2 separate regions of the Mus musculus genome follow, and region 1 is linked to region 2. The links are chromatin contacts, found by Hi-C or POLR2A ChIA-PET in ENCODE. All regions are on one chromosome and are shown on one strand. The core of a region is the stretch at or near the end of the contact, and the rest is flanking DNA. Distances in the headings are between cores, read along the strand shown. Region 1 holds the start of Wee1 (WEE 1 homolog 1 (S. pombe)). Region 2 has its middle 43 kb from the start of Wee1.

Region 1 (6,297 bases), core at 3,405-5,904, 42 kb before region 2:
GGCGCGCGCGCGCGTGTGTGTGTGTGTGTGTGTGTGTACTGGAGGTCACCTCACAAGTGCTAGGTGAGTGCTCTACCATTGAGCAGTATCTCTGATAACATTTCATAATCTATATAAGAGCACATTGTACATCAATTTAACATTACACTTTAACATTACTGAGTCCTGTGCTTTTTTTTTTTAAGATTTGTTTATTTATTATATGTAAGTACATTGTAGCTGTCTTCAGACACTCGAGAAGAGGGAGTCAGATCTCCTTACGGATGGTTGTGAGCCACCACGTGAACTCCAGACCTTCGGAAGAGCAGTTGGTGGGTGCTCTTACTCACTGAGCCATCTCACCAGCCCTACTGAGCCCTGTTGTTGTTGTTTTTCTTTTTTTGGTTTTTGGTTTATCGAGACAGGGTTTCTCTGTGTAGCTCTGGCTGTCCTGGAACTCACTTGGTAGACCAGGCTGGCCTCGAACTCAGAAATCCACCTGCCTCTGCCTCCCAAGTGCTGGGATTAAAAGTGTGCTCCACCACCACCCGACTCTGAGCCCTGTTTAAACATTTATTTCTAAAGACAGACTCACATAACCCAAGCTAGCCTCCCATTCTCCGGCCACTACTTCCCAGGCACATACTTCCCAGGAATGCAGGTATGTGCTGCCACACTCAGCTCAGGCTATCAGGGATTGAACCCAAAGCTTCACACATGTTAAGCAAGAACTCTACCAACTGAGCCACATCCCTAGTCTATTTGGCTTTTTTGCACAGGGTCTCTCTTTTGGCCCAGGATGCCATTGCATTTTCACGGATCTTCTCCTTCCACCTCAGTTTCCAAGGTGCTAGAATTACGAATAGGTATGAGCCACTGAGGTTTGTTTTGTTTTGTTTTGTTTTTTTGCTTTGTTTTGTATTTTGGTGATAGGATTTCTCTGTGCAATTCAGAGTCTCCTGCCTCTGCCTCCATTGTGCTGGGGCTAAAGGCGTGTGCCACCACAGCCCATCTTGAGTCTTGCTTTTACTTTTTTCTTCTCTACCTTTGTGTGTGAGCAAATGTGGCGGTCAGAGGACATGTTTTGGGAGTTGGTTCTTTCCTTCCATCATGTGGGCTCTGGGGAGGGAATTCAGACCACCAGGCCTGGCTGCAAGCACCTTTTCTTGTGGAGCTATCTACTGCCAGGCCAGCAGGTATTTTTAACTTTCATACTACCATACCATACAAGGTTTGGGAACTGACCTCTCCCATTCTTCCTGACTACTTGCGTGGCAAGAGTCCAAATCCTAGGTCTACAGATTAAGAGTTCTTCCTATCTGGAACCAATGTCCTTTGGGCCACCCAGCCTTACTTGGAGGAGCTCCCAGTCTAGGGAGGTAGGCAGGTGGCAAAGTATGAGATAAAATCAAAACAAACACTTATTAACAGTGTTTAGCTCCAGGAAATTGGGTTGGGAATGAAAGGGAGACCTGGGAGACTTCTGAATCATTGAAAACTTTATTATTTTAGAGAAAGGGGAAAAGACCATGGAGGAAAAAACTCTATCTGTTTATAAGCTTTCATTGAACACAGTAGTAACCTTGTTTAAAATCTTAAATAGGCAAATTGACTTGGAACAAGAAAACAAACCATCAAATATCATAATTAAGGGCTCTTTATCAGTTAAAAGATAATGAGCACCAAAGCCACAAGAGAACAGTGCAACAATAAAGGAGACTGTTTAGTCCCTGAGGGTGGCAGGGATGGGAGCAAATGCCTTGCAGATGGATGCAAGCTGGAGAAGGCACTAAAGCAGAGCCTTGGGCCTGGGTGTGAGCTTGCACAGCCGCAGAGCTTTGATTATTACATGTATTCAAAGCTGGTTATTACCGGTGTGTGTGTGTGTGTGTGTGTGTGTATGAAAGAGAGAGAGAGAGAGAGAGAGAGAGAGAGAGAGAGAGAGAATATTACACTGTGTGCATGTGTGGAAGTCAAAGGACAACTTGTAGGAGTTGGTTCTCTCCTCTCAGCATGTGGGTCCTGGGGATTAAACTCGGGTTATCAGGCTTGGTGGCAGGTGCTTTTGTGCTTTTTACCAACTGAGCCATCTTGCTGGCTGTAAACAGAATTCTTACATAGGAGAGGCTCAGAAACATCTATTGAATTTGGGACAGGTATGTAAGGGGTTTTAATGTTCCCCTTCACCTAAAAAGCACAATTTAAGATATAGATCATATTACAGATAAATTAAAGGCAGTTTTCTAAACTTACTTTTATTTATATGTCCTGTAAAATTAAGAAAATGTCAACTGTCCATAAAAAAGTGTGGAGAAGGGGAGGTGTGAAGAGGAGGTGACAGATATCCCCTCCAGGGCTCTCACCGCCATCAGGTGTAAAGTTCTTATCCTACACAGAATTAAAGGCAAGTAAGTGTGTGAGCCAGGTGTGATGCACCTTGGAATCCTGAATCTCCACTGATAGAGACCTACAATCACAGCGAGAACAACCAGCTCAACATAATTACAGTTTGGGTTAGCGTACGAAAAGACACATTTAGACAGCTGTGGTTACTTCGAAGCACCAAGTAGGATCTCAGGATCCTTCATGCCATGTTCTTAGGTACTAAAATGGGCTTTTATTAAAAATTCAGCTTGGCAGAGCTGACAGATGGCTCAGAGTGAAGGCCTTTGCAAGCCTGAGTTTGACTACTACAATTCAAGTAAAGGTTAATGTCCTTCACAGACATACTACAGCACACTTACATAGTAGCATGTACACAAACACTAATAATCATCATTTATTCTTGAAATAGGGTCTTACTTGGTAGTTTCAGCTGGATGGTAGTTTCTGCTTGCCTCTACTCCTGAGTGCTGGGATTAAGTGCCGCCCAGCCTGGCAATAATAATAATTTTAAATTTTAGCTTGGAAGCTGGACCTGTGACTCATACTTGTAATTGGAGGGCTTAAAAAAAAAAAAAAAACCAAAACCTCAGATGAACTGAGAATCTCAGAAGAGTTGACATTGACAAGCTGATAAAAGTTGCCCACAAGAAGATCACTATAACAACCTCCTTTGTATTTATGCTTTTGAGATACTATTAAGTGGAACAGATCTGCATATGGAAACTTCCACTCTAGAAGTTCTCTTTGAAACTGCCAAACTCACTGGCCTGCGTTGTTCTAAGTAAAGGGCAATTTGCTTCTGTTGAGCTCAATCTTACTTTCAGGTCACCCTGATCAACCCATCTAACAGCAATGTCAGAACTCCCAAGTCAAATGGATCCCTGTGAGTTAGTGGTCAGCTAGGGCTACACAGTTTTCTTATCTTGAAAACAAAACAAGACAAAACCAAACCAAACCAAACCAAAGATCAGTCCATCAGCCTGGCCTGGCAGGTGCACAGGTCTATAATCCCAGCACTCTGGAGGTGGTTCAAATAATCGGGCTACACGGCAAAGGCAGGTCTCAAAAACAAAAATCAGTTTGACTTTTCAGCCTTTGAAGTGTTAAAAAAAGCTCACACACACATTAGTACTCCTAACTACAGTAAATGACAACAGAAGAGTATAATAGGCTATTATCCAGATAATGTGAATCTACATTAAAAAACATCAAGCTTTCTACTGATGGCCTCAGTTCCCCAAAAGTGGGTTCTAATTTCCTAGTGAAAAAGAAACCTACTTTTCTGTATGACAGTCTGGCCTCAGTAATTCCCACTCCAGCAGAGAATGCTAAAAAAAAAAAAAACAAAACCGTAACAAGGAGAAATGATTGATCATAGCATACAAAATAGGAACACACTTGTTGTAAACAGATTTAAGTTACGGTTGAGAAGGTTGTGGAAACTTATTTTTTCCTGGAAATTATGAGACAGGACCACTACAGAGCAAAGGGGTTTTAAACTTCTGGTCCTCCTGCCTCAGCTTCCAGACTGTTTGAATCACAGGTGTGTGCGCCAGCACTCACCTCTGTTACACTTCAGTTTTGTTTTGTTTTTTTTCTCTCCCGGGACCAATCAGTTTGGCTAGCGCACTCTCACGTGTAAGCGAACAAATATAAACACCACGGTTGCAGGTCAGGCATTCGGGCTTGTGGCAGGACCAATTATCACGGATAAGTCTGGCTGTGAGGGACACAAGACTGTGTGAGAGGCCACCTCTGTGTCCTAGTCCTGCAGCTCATTATCTGAGTTTCGCGCTGGGCAAGGTCCAGAGCTCGGTCACTGTTTCCGGCTCGGACCGCGACTATAGAACGTGACTGGACACAGCCACGCCCAGAACGCCCCAGGGGTCGGGCCTCAGAACCTGGGGTTGGACCAGGCTTCTAGGCGTCCCCAAAGGCTGCACGGTGTCCGGATGCTTCTGAACCCGGAGACAGGGAGGCCGACCCAAGGCCAGCACTGGGCAGTAGCCGCCGTCCTCTCGCCCCTCCTCGCAGGGCGGCTCCCGGCAGGCTCCGGTCCTCTAAACATAGACTCTGGGTGGGGTTCTGTGCAATCCAGGCCCACTCATTGGCCCGGGATGCCGCGACCCGCCCACGACTGGCGGCGCGCCTAGGCTGTGGGGCGGAGTCAGCGAGTTCCCGCCAAAATCGCGTAGCTGGTTCCTCCCCCGTGGGCTACGTCGCGCCCTCCCTGTTTTTTCAAACCGGGGCTGGGCGGGGATTGGTGGGCTGGGCCCTCACGTGGTTAACGGTCGCGGGAAGCCGCGGAACCCGAACTTGCGGACGAACTTGCGGAGCCTTTCGCCAGCACTGGACCGGCCAGTCTCCGCTGGACATCCCGCGCCGCAGCCGTCGCCGTCGCCCCGTCGTGAGCTTGACGGGCCTCGGAGTTGCCGCCGCGCAGGCCCGCTGCAGCCTCAGCCCGGCGCGCCCGATCGCACGTGGCGGACCCGCCCCCTGTGCCAGCCGCGACCTGGACGCCGCCGGCCTCTGCTCGCCGGTCCTGTGTTCTCCCGTGCTCCGCCGTGACTGCAGCCGGGAAATGAGCTTCCTGAGCCGACAGCAGCCGCCGCCCACCCGCCGCGTAGGAGCCGCTTACAGTCTGCGGCAGAAGCTCATCTTCTCGCCGGGCAGCGACTGTGAGGAAGAGGAGGAGGAGGAGGAGGAAGGCAGCGGCCACAGTACGGGGGAGGACTCGGCCTTCCAGGAACCGGATTCGCCCCTGCCTTCTGCACGCAGCCCTGCCGAGGCCGAGGCCGAGCGCCGCCGTCGCTCGCCCGGCGCGGAGCCCAGCAGCCCGGGAGAGCTGGAGGACGACTTGCTGCTGCAGGGCGGCGGCGGAGGCGCGCAAGCGGCGGGTGGAGGCGCCGAGGGCGACTCTTGGGAGGAGGAGGGTTTCGGCTCCTCGTCGCCCGTCAAATCACCTTCGACCGCCTACTTTCTGAGCAGCCCGTTCTCGCCAGTGCGCTGCGGCGGCCCAGGGGATGCCTCCCCGCAGGGTTGCGGGGCTCCGCGAGCCATGGACGACCCCTGCTCGCCGCAGCCCGACTACCCGAGCACCCCTCCGCACAAGACCTTCCGCAAGCTGCGCCTGTTCGACACGCCGCACACTCCCAAGGTAATGGAGGGGGCGGAGGAGCCGGCTCCAGGGCCTTTAAAAAAAAAGGCCGCGGCGCTGCAGCCCTGCGCGCCACTGCCCGGGTTCGGTTACATAACCGCCCCGCCGCACCCCGCTCGCTGTCCTGCGCCGCCACTCAAAAAAAAAAAAAAAGTTGGCAGCCCCCCTTTTTGGCTCTGCCTAGAAGTTGTCGGTTAAGATTATGTAACTGAACAATGGGCCTGGTCTGTAACTACTCCACTTTACAAAGGGCCTGGTCCCCGCTGTCCAGGTGGTTGAGTATTGGGTCTCGGTGGTCCGGTGTGCCAGGGTGCCGGATTGCTGCTGGCCACCTGACACTCCGAGCCATATGGTGCCTGTTAAATCCGGTGTCCGGGCCTGTAATTTGGGGGGCACGGATGGAAGGAGTTAGGTTTATTAAAGGGTTTGTTCCAACCCCCTGGACTTGTGGTTCCATGTGATATGGCATTAGAGATTCTGCGCGTCCTTTTGAGTCTCTGTGTTTACCGTCGTGAACTCATGGATATTCCAGGTTGCTTTTGATTGTCTTTCGGGATTTAGTATTACGGAAGCTTTGTGTTTATTCTGGAGTTTCCCCTGCCGTTTTGTTGGTCTGTGTGTCAAAACTAATGTGTCTTAAAGCAGAGTGTGTTCAGAACCCGTTTGGAATAGCCGGTGAATATGCATACTGTCATGGTAATACTTGAGAAGTCACAAAAACATTAAGAGTAGACAATTTCCAAAATAAAGACAGGCATGGTACCTGTAAGTTTAAC
Region 2 (5,771 bases), core at 474-2,973:
CCCCTACCCTGCCTAACCAGATGCTAGTAGCATGTCTCATCTAGCACTGTTCTGAGCTTTCTCTCAGCCTTCTCTTATGGATCAAATCGCATGAGTTCTAGGCCAGTCTGGTCTCCACAGCAAGTTCCAGGCCAGCTAGGGCTACATAGTGAAACCCTGTTTCAAATAAAGAAAGTGTCCACAGACCTGCAATCTCTCAACTGAAGTTTTCTCTTCTCAGGTGACTCTGGTCAGCTGGAGGGCAGCAGGTTTTTGTTTGTTTGCTTTGCTTTTCCACTTTGTTTTGTTTATTTGTTGTGCTGCAGACCTACACCAGACTCTTAAGCATTATAACCCATCCCCCCAGGCAATTTCCTGTGTAGCTAGGGATGGCTGACTGGGAACACACTGTAGTTGTAGCTGTGCCTGATCTTAAACCCCTGATCTTCCTGCTGCCACTTTTCAATTAAGCTAAGTAGTTAAGAACACTCAGTTAACAACTGTTTGCAACTCCAGTTCCAGGGAATCCAGTGCCCTATTCTGGCCTATATAGCTCAAGAGTCTGTTTTTAAAATTATCATATCGTTAGGGGCTAGAGAGCTGATTCAGTTGCTAAGAGCACTGGCGGCTCAGTTTTCCCTATGACCCAGGTTCAATTCCCAGGGCTCACTTGGTAACGCACAACCATCTGTAACTCTGGTCTCAGAGGACTCTAACGCCCTCTCCTGCCTTTGGTGGGCACTGCATGCACATGGTGTACACATATACACATAAATAAAAATACAGGAGGGGAGAAAAAGTGGCAGTTTTGAACTCCTAATTACCTGCCCTACCTCTCAGATGGGCGGTGCTACCCACCCATCTTATTAGATTTGTTAGCGTTTTTTTTTTTCTTTTTTGTTTTTGTTTGTTGTTTGTTTTCTTTTGAGACAGAGTCTTGTTGTGCAGTTCAGGCTAGCCTCAAACTCACATTCTCTGATTTTGAGGTGCTAGATTACAGGCTATCACCAATATATCTGTTTTATGTAGGAGGCTGGCGGGGGGGGGGTTGTTTGGTTGTGAGTTTTTTTTTGTTTGTTTGTTTTGTTTTACACAGGGTTTCTCTGTGTAGTCCTGGCTGTCCTGGAACTTACTCTGTAGAACAGGGTGGCCTCGAACTCAGAAAGGTGACTGACTCCCAAGTGCTGACTGTAAGGGCACGTGCTACTACCACCCAGTTCTGGTTTGTTTTTCTGTATAAAGTTTTATTCATTTGAGATACTCTCAGCTTGAATTTTGTTGGAGACAGTTTTTCTCAGGCTATTATTATTACTTTTTAAAACTCTGTTTAGTGTTCATGGTTTTGAATTCCCTTGTAATATTTTGTTATTTAAAGCTGGAGAATTCCAATATTTATCCACAGATAAAACGTTTACTCTAATTGATATTGCGTGTCTTTGTCTTTAAAACATTTACCATTTTAATCCCTGAAAGTTCATTTGATGTCTGACTTGGAACTTAACATTTTTTACACCTCGAAGTTTTCATTCACTTCCTAGAGCAGCGCTCCTGCCGAAGCTGCTTACCTTACTGAGGTATTTGGAAATGTTACTTCATATCGACCTGATCAAGTTTCTCCACGTTTGCTCTGTCTCATGCCCTTACTGCCGTATTTGGAAATGTTACTTCATATCGGCCTGATCAAGTTTCTCTACGTTTGCTGTCTCATGCTTTTCAGTTGAACTCAGCTTCTATTTTTAACTTCAATTGAGCGGGGTTAAAAGGAACGTCTCGCCCCCTGCTGGCGCCCGTGGTCCCGGGAAGACCGGACAAAAGCCACCACGTGGCTCACATCCTGGGCTCAGTTTTCTTAGGAACCCAGAGCCCCATGCTTGCTAGGCAAGGGCCCCAACCCTGATCAACGCTTTAGCAGGCGTCCTTTTGCTCAAGTCTAGAGCGTCACTGGTGCCAACTCTCCAACACAGGGAGGAATTGGCTTTGCTTAATTTTGCTGCAGAGTGGGCTGGCCCTGCTAAATCCAGGGTACCGGGCACTTAACACTGTGAGGTCGCTGTGCGGAGCTAGACTCTGGGCGCTCCCGTTTTTTCCTCACCACCCAGGTGTCCATTTTCTCTTTGCCGCGACGTGCCTGCATCCTTTTCTGCCTTGGAATTATAATCGAAACACTCGGTTCAGTCGTGAGAAACATGTTTCATATATGCAACGGGTGCTCCGATGTTTCTACGACTAGCCTTAGGAGCCTAGAGTACGGTTTGGTGGTCAAAGTCATGATGAGAAGCAGAGGGTCTGAGGGGTCGGAGGGAAGGCACGATGAACAATATTAGAGAGCATTACTGGAGTTACCGAGGCTAGGCAGTCCGCTGGGTTATGCACTACACCCAAGAAGTCTGCGCCGCCCCGTGGTGCCAGTGCGCAGCCGCAGTCCCGTAGCGGGACCGAGCGTTCCCAGCAGAGGGCACTCACAGACAGGACATTCCGCAAGCTCTTCCTGGGTGACCCAGGGACTGCACCTGTGGCCTGGGTTTCCCTTGATCATGCCCTGACAACCCGCGTCTGGGAAATTCAGTCAGAATCAATCCAAGACCACAATTTAGAGACAGGTAAGCTTGACGGTGGTTGCAGCGTTTGGTGAAACAAAACGTCAAGACCAGCCTCTGCTACATAGAGAATCTGAGGCTATCCTGAGTTACAGTGAATCCTGTTTCAGAACAAATCCCTCAAAGTCCCATTGTCTCTCTGGCCTTGAAGCTCTTGAGCCCCGGATCTAGGATACTGCTTGTTGGACTAAAGGACTCACTAATCACCTTTCCCAACCCTGCCCAGGTATACCACCTCTAGTAAACAGACTTAACTAGTCTTTGAAGGCAGTAGTTCTTTTCAATGAATTCCTATTTATTTATTTTCTTATTTATCACCGTCTGTAAACAGGCTTTGAAGGCAGCATGTGTTATAAGATGTGTTTATTCAAGCCTACCAGGGGTCCTTAACCTGGGGGTTGACTCAAGTAGAACATTTTAGGATCCAGGGTTATTCATGAAACTGGGTGAGCTGTTTCAACTTTTAGGCAGACGTGCAGTGTTTTTGGAAGGAAGTCCAGTAGTTTTTCTGATTACCAAAGAGTTCTTAAGTTTAGTTTGTGGGTCCAGGGCTCGGAACAAATGGCTCAGTGATTAAAGCACTTACTGTTCTTCCGGAGGACCCAGGTTCAATTCCCAGCACTCGCTTCACAACTGCCTGTAAGTCCAACTCCATAGGATTCAATGCTCTCTTCTAGCCTTAGTGTAGACACACATACGTTAAAAATAAAAATAAGTCTTAAAAAACAGAAATGCAGGCTGCACATAGCCCTTCCTTCAATCACAGCTATGGAGGCAGAGGCCAGCAGATGGGTCCCTGTGAGTTCCAGGCCAGCCAGGGCTACATAATAAGACTCTCAAGGAAAAAAAAAAAAATCTCAAATCAATGTTGGGCTAGGAATGTATGACCATAACACATAACCCAGGTGTAGTGGCTCATGTCTATAGTGGAGAGATAGATACAGGAGGATCCAAAATTCAAGGTCTTCTTTGGTTATACAGTTACTTTGAGACCTTGCTTCTTACATATAAATAGTAAATGAAAGGAAATAAAATCAATGTTATAAATTCAGGACTCTGCAGAAAAGGACCCCCTGCCCTGAGACCTGGAGTGTTGCCTGGCCTCTACAGGAGGAGTCATGCAAAGTCACTAGGCCTGGGTTTCTCTCTCTCTTTACAGAAGGCCCCCATCTCCACCCAGAAAACTCCAGAGGCACGGTTGTTTCCTTTTAAAGCCATGTTAGGCCCAAGTAGATGCACTTCTGCATTTTTAGCATTTAAATAGAAATGGCTCTCTGGTGGGTTTTCCCCTGCGTTAGTCATGCAAATGCTCTATGCCTCACTTACCACTCAGTTTCGGTGCCGGGATGGTTCTTTTGCACGCGTCCTGCTAAGACCCTTCCTCACCTCCTTGTATGGGAGTCCCTGGGGAAACTTGAGTGCTGACTTCACCGTGCTGGGATTTTCCTCAGAGTACCTGGGGGATTAAAAATGTGCCGTTTTTATGGCACAGAAAAAGAGAGAACACAGGTTGTTCTAGTCATGAAGGAAAGGTACTGAATCCCGTTTATAAGTTTACCACGAGAACTTTGTTTCGTTTTTTACTTTAAATTTTGTTTATTTTATTATTTTATTTATTTATTTATTTATTTATTTATTTTGGTTTTTTGAGACAGGGTTTCTCTATAAGCCCTGGCTGTCCTGGAACTCACTTTGTAGCCCAGGCTGGCCTTGAACTCAGAAATCCGCCTGCCTCTGCCTCCCGAGTGCTGGGATTAAAGGCGTGCGCCACCATGCCCGGCTCTTTTTATTTAATTAAATTAATTAATTAATTAATTAATTAATTAATTAATTAATTTAGGGTGTTTTGAGACAGGGTTTCTCTGTGTAGCCCTGGCTGTCCTGGAACTAACTCTGTAGACCAGGCTGGCCTTGAACTCAGAAATCCACCTGCCTCTGCTTCCCAAGTGCTGGAACTAAAGGCGTGCGCCACCACTGCCGGGCTGATTTTATTTTATATGTACGAGTGTTTTGCCTGCATGTATGTAAGTGCTGTGTATGTATGTGGTGGCTATGGACATGGTGGGTGTGTACGTGGTGGCTCTGGAGGCCAGAAGAGAGTGCTGGTTTCTCTGGAATTGGAGTTACAGATGAGTATGAGCAGCTGTGTAGTTGCTGGGAATGGAACCTGTGTCCTCTGCAAGATCAGCAAATGCTCTGAGTAGCTGAGCCGTGTCTCCAGCTCCAACAGCGTTGTTTTAACATAGGTTTTCCTATGAAGGCTTACTTTGCATTGCTAAATTATAGGGGGACATAACTCTGCGTAAAGAACAAATATGTTTTACAGTCTCTTATCTCTTTTTTTTCCCAAGACAGGGCTTCTATGTGTATCCCTGGCTGCCCTGGAACTCACTCTGTAGACCAGACTGGCCTTGAACTCAAAGAACTGCCTGCCTCTGCGTCCAGAGTTCGAGAATTACAGATGTGTGCCACTACTACCCAATCCAGTTTCTACCTCTTTATAAGATGCTGCAAGCGGGGGCTGGTGAGATGGCTCAGTGGGTAAGAGCACCCGACTGCTCTTCCGAAGGTCCGAAGTTCAAATTCCAGCAACCACATGGTGGCTTACAACCATCCGTAACGAGATCTGACGCCCTCTTCCGGAGTGTCTGAAGACAGCTACAGTGTACTTACATATAATAAATTAAAAAAAAAAAAAAGATGCTGCAAGCATTTGTGTGTGTGTGTATGCACGGGATTGTAAGAGCATTGAAGTTAAGGTCCCTCTACATTATATTTATTCATTCATTTAAACACAAATTCTCCTACTGAATCTGGAGCTTGCAGTTTTGGCTATCCTGGCTGGCCAGGGAGTCCCCGGGACCCACCCCTCTCTGTGCTCCTGTAGCCCTGGGGTTACATGCCTGTTCCCATACCCAGCTTTTTCCAAGGGTCCCTGGGGATCTGAACTCAGAACTTCATGCTTGCACAGAAAGCACTTACCCACTGAGCCATCATCACAGTCCCCATTTTTTTTTTTTTTTTTTTTTGGTTTTTTGAGACAGGGTTTCTCTATATAGCCCTGGCTGTCCTGGAACTCACTCTGTAGACCAGGCTGGTCTCGAACTCAGAAATCCACCTGCCTCTGCCTCCCGAGTGCTGGGATTAAAGGCGTGAGCCACCACACCCGGCCACTGTCCCCATTTTTTCTGTCTT

The links. Hi-C counts contacts between places; a loop is a spot of excess contacts on that map. ChIA-PET counts read pairs that join two places held with the same protein, here RNA polymerase II (POLR2A).
Region 1: a loop to region 2 is called in a map of heart, with 4 times the contacts of the local background. The contact joins the promoter of Wee1 here to the enhancer-like site in region 2. A Hi-C loop is called at or near these places in 9 of 37 maps with a recorded cell type or tissue (adrenal gland, gastrocnemius, heart and 1 more). POLR2A ChIA-PET finds 5 or more read pairs at or near these places in 4 of 5 experiments (Patski and embryonic stem cell).

The regions. Positions count from the first base shown.
Region 1 is chr7:110,117,405-110,123,701 of GRCm38, forward strand. It overlaps Wee1 (WEE 1 homolog 1 (S. pombe)), which reads left to right and starts at 4,655. Exons shown (of 11, transcript NM_009516.3): 1 at 4,655-5,521. The coding sequence starts at 4,946.
Region 2 is chr7:110,162,553-110,168,323 of GRCm38, forward strand. No RefSeq gene overlaps it. Among named protein-coding and RNA genes, the nearest start is that of Wee1, 43 kb to the left of the region's middle. RefSeq lists an enhancer at 257-3,769. Within about 2 kb of position 1,724, at least 1 of the 3 ENCODE cell types and tissues checked has a DNase peak (open chromatin) inside an H3K27ac peak, as active enhancers do; it is heart, where a contact is called at or near this core.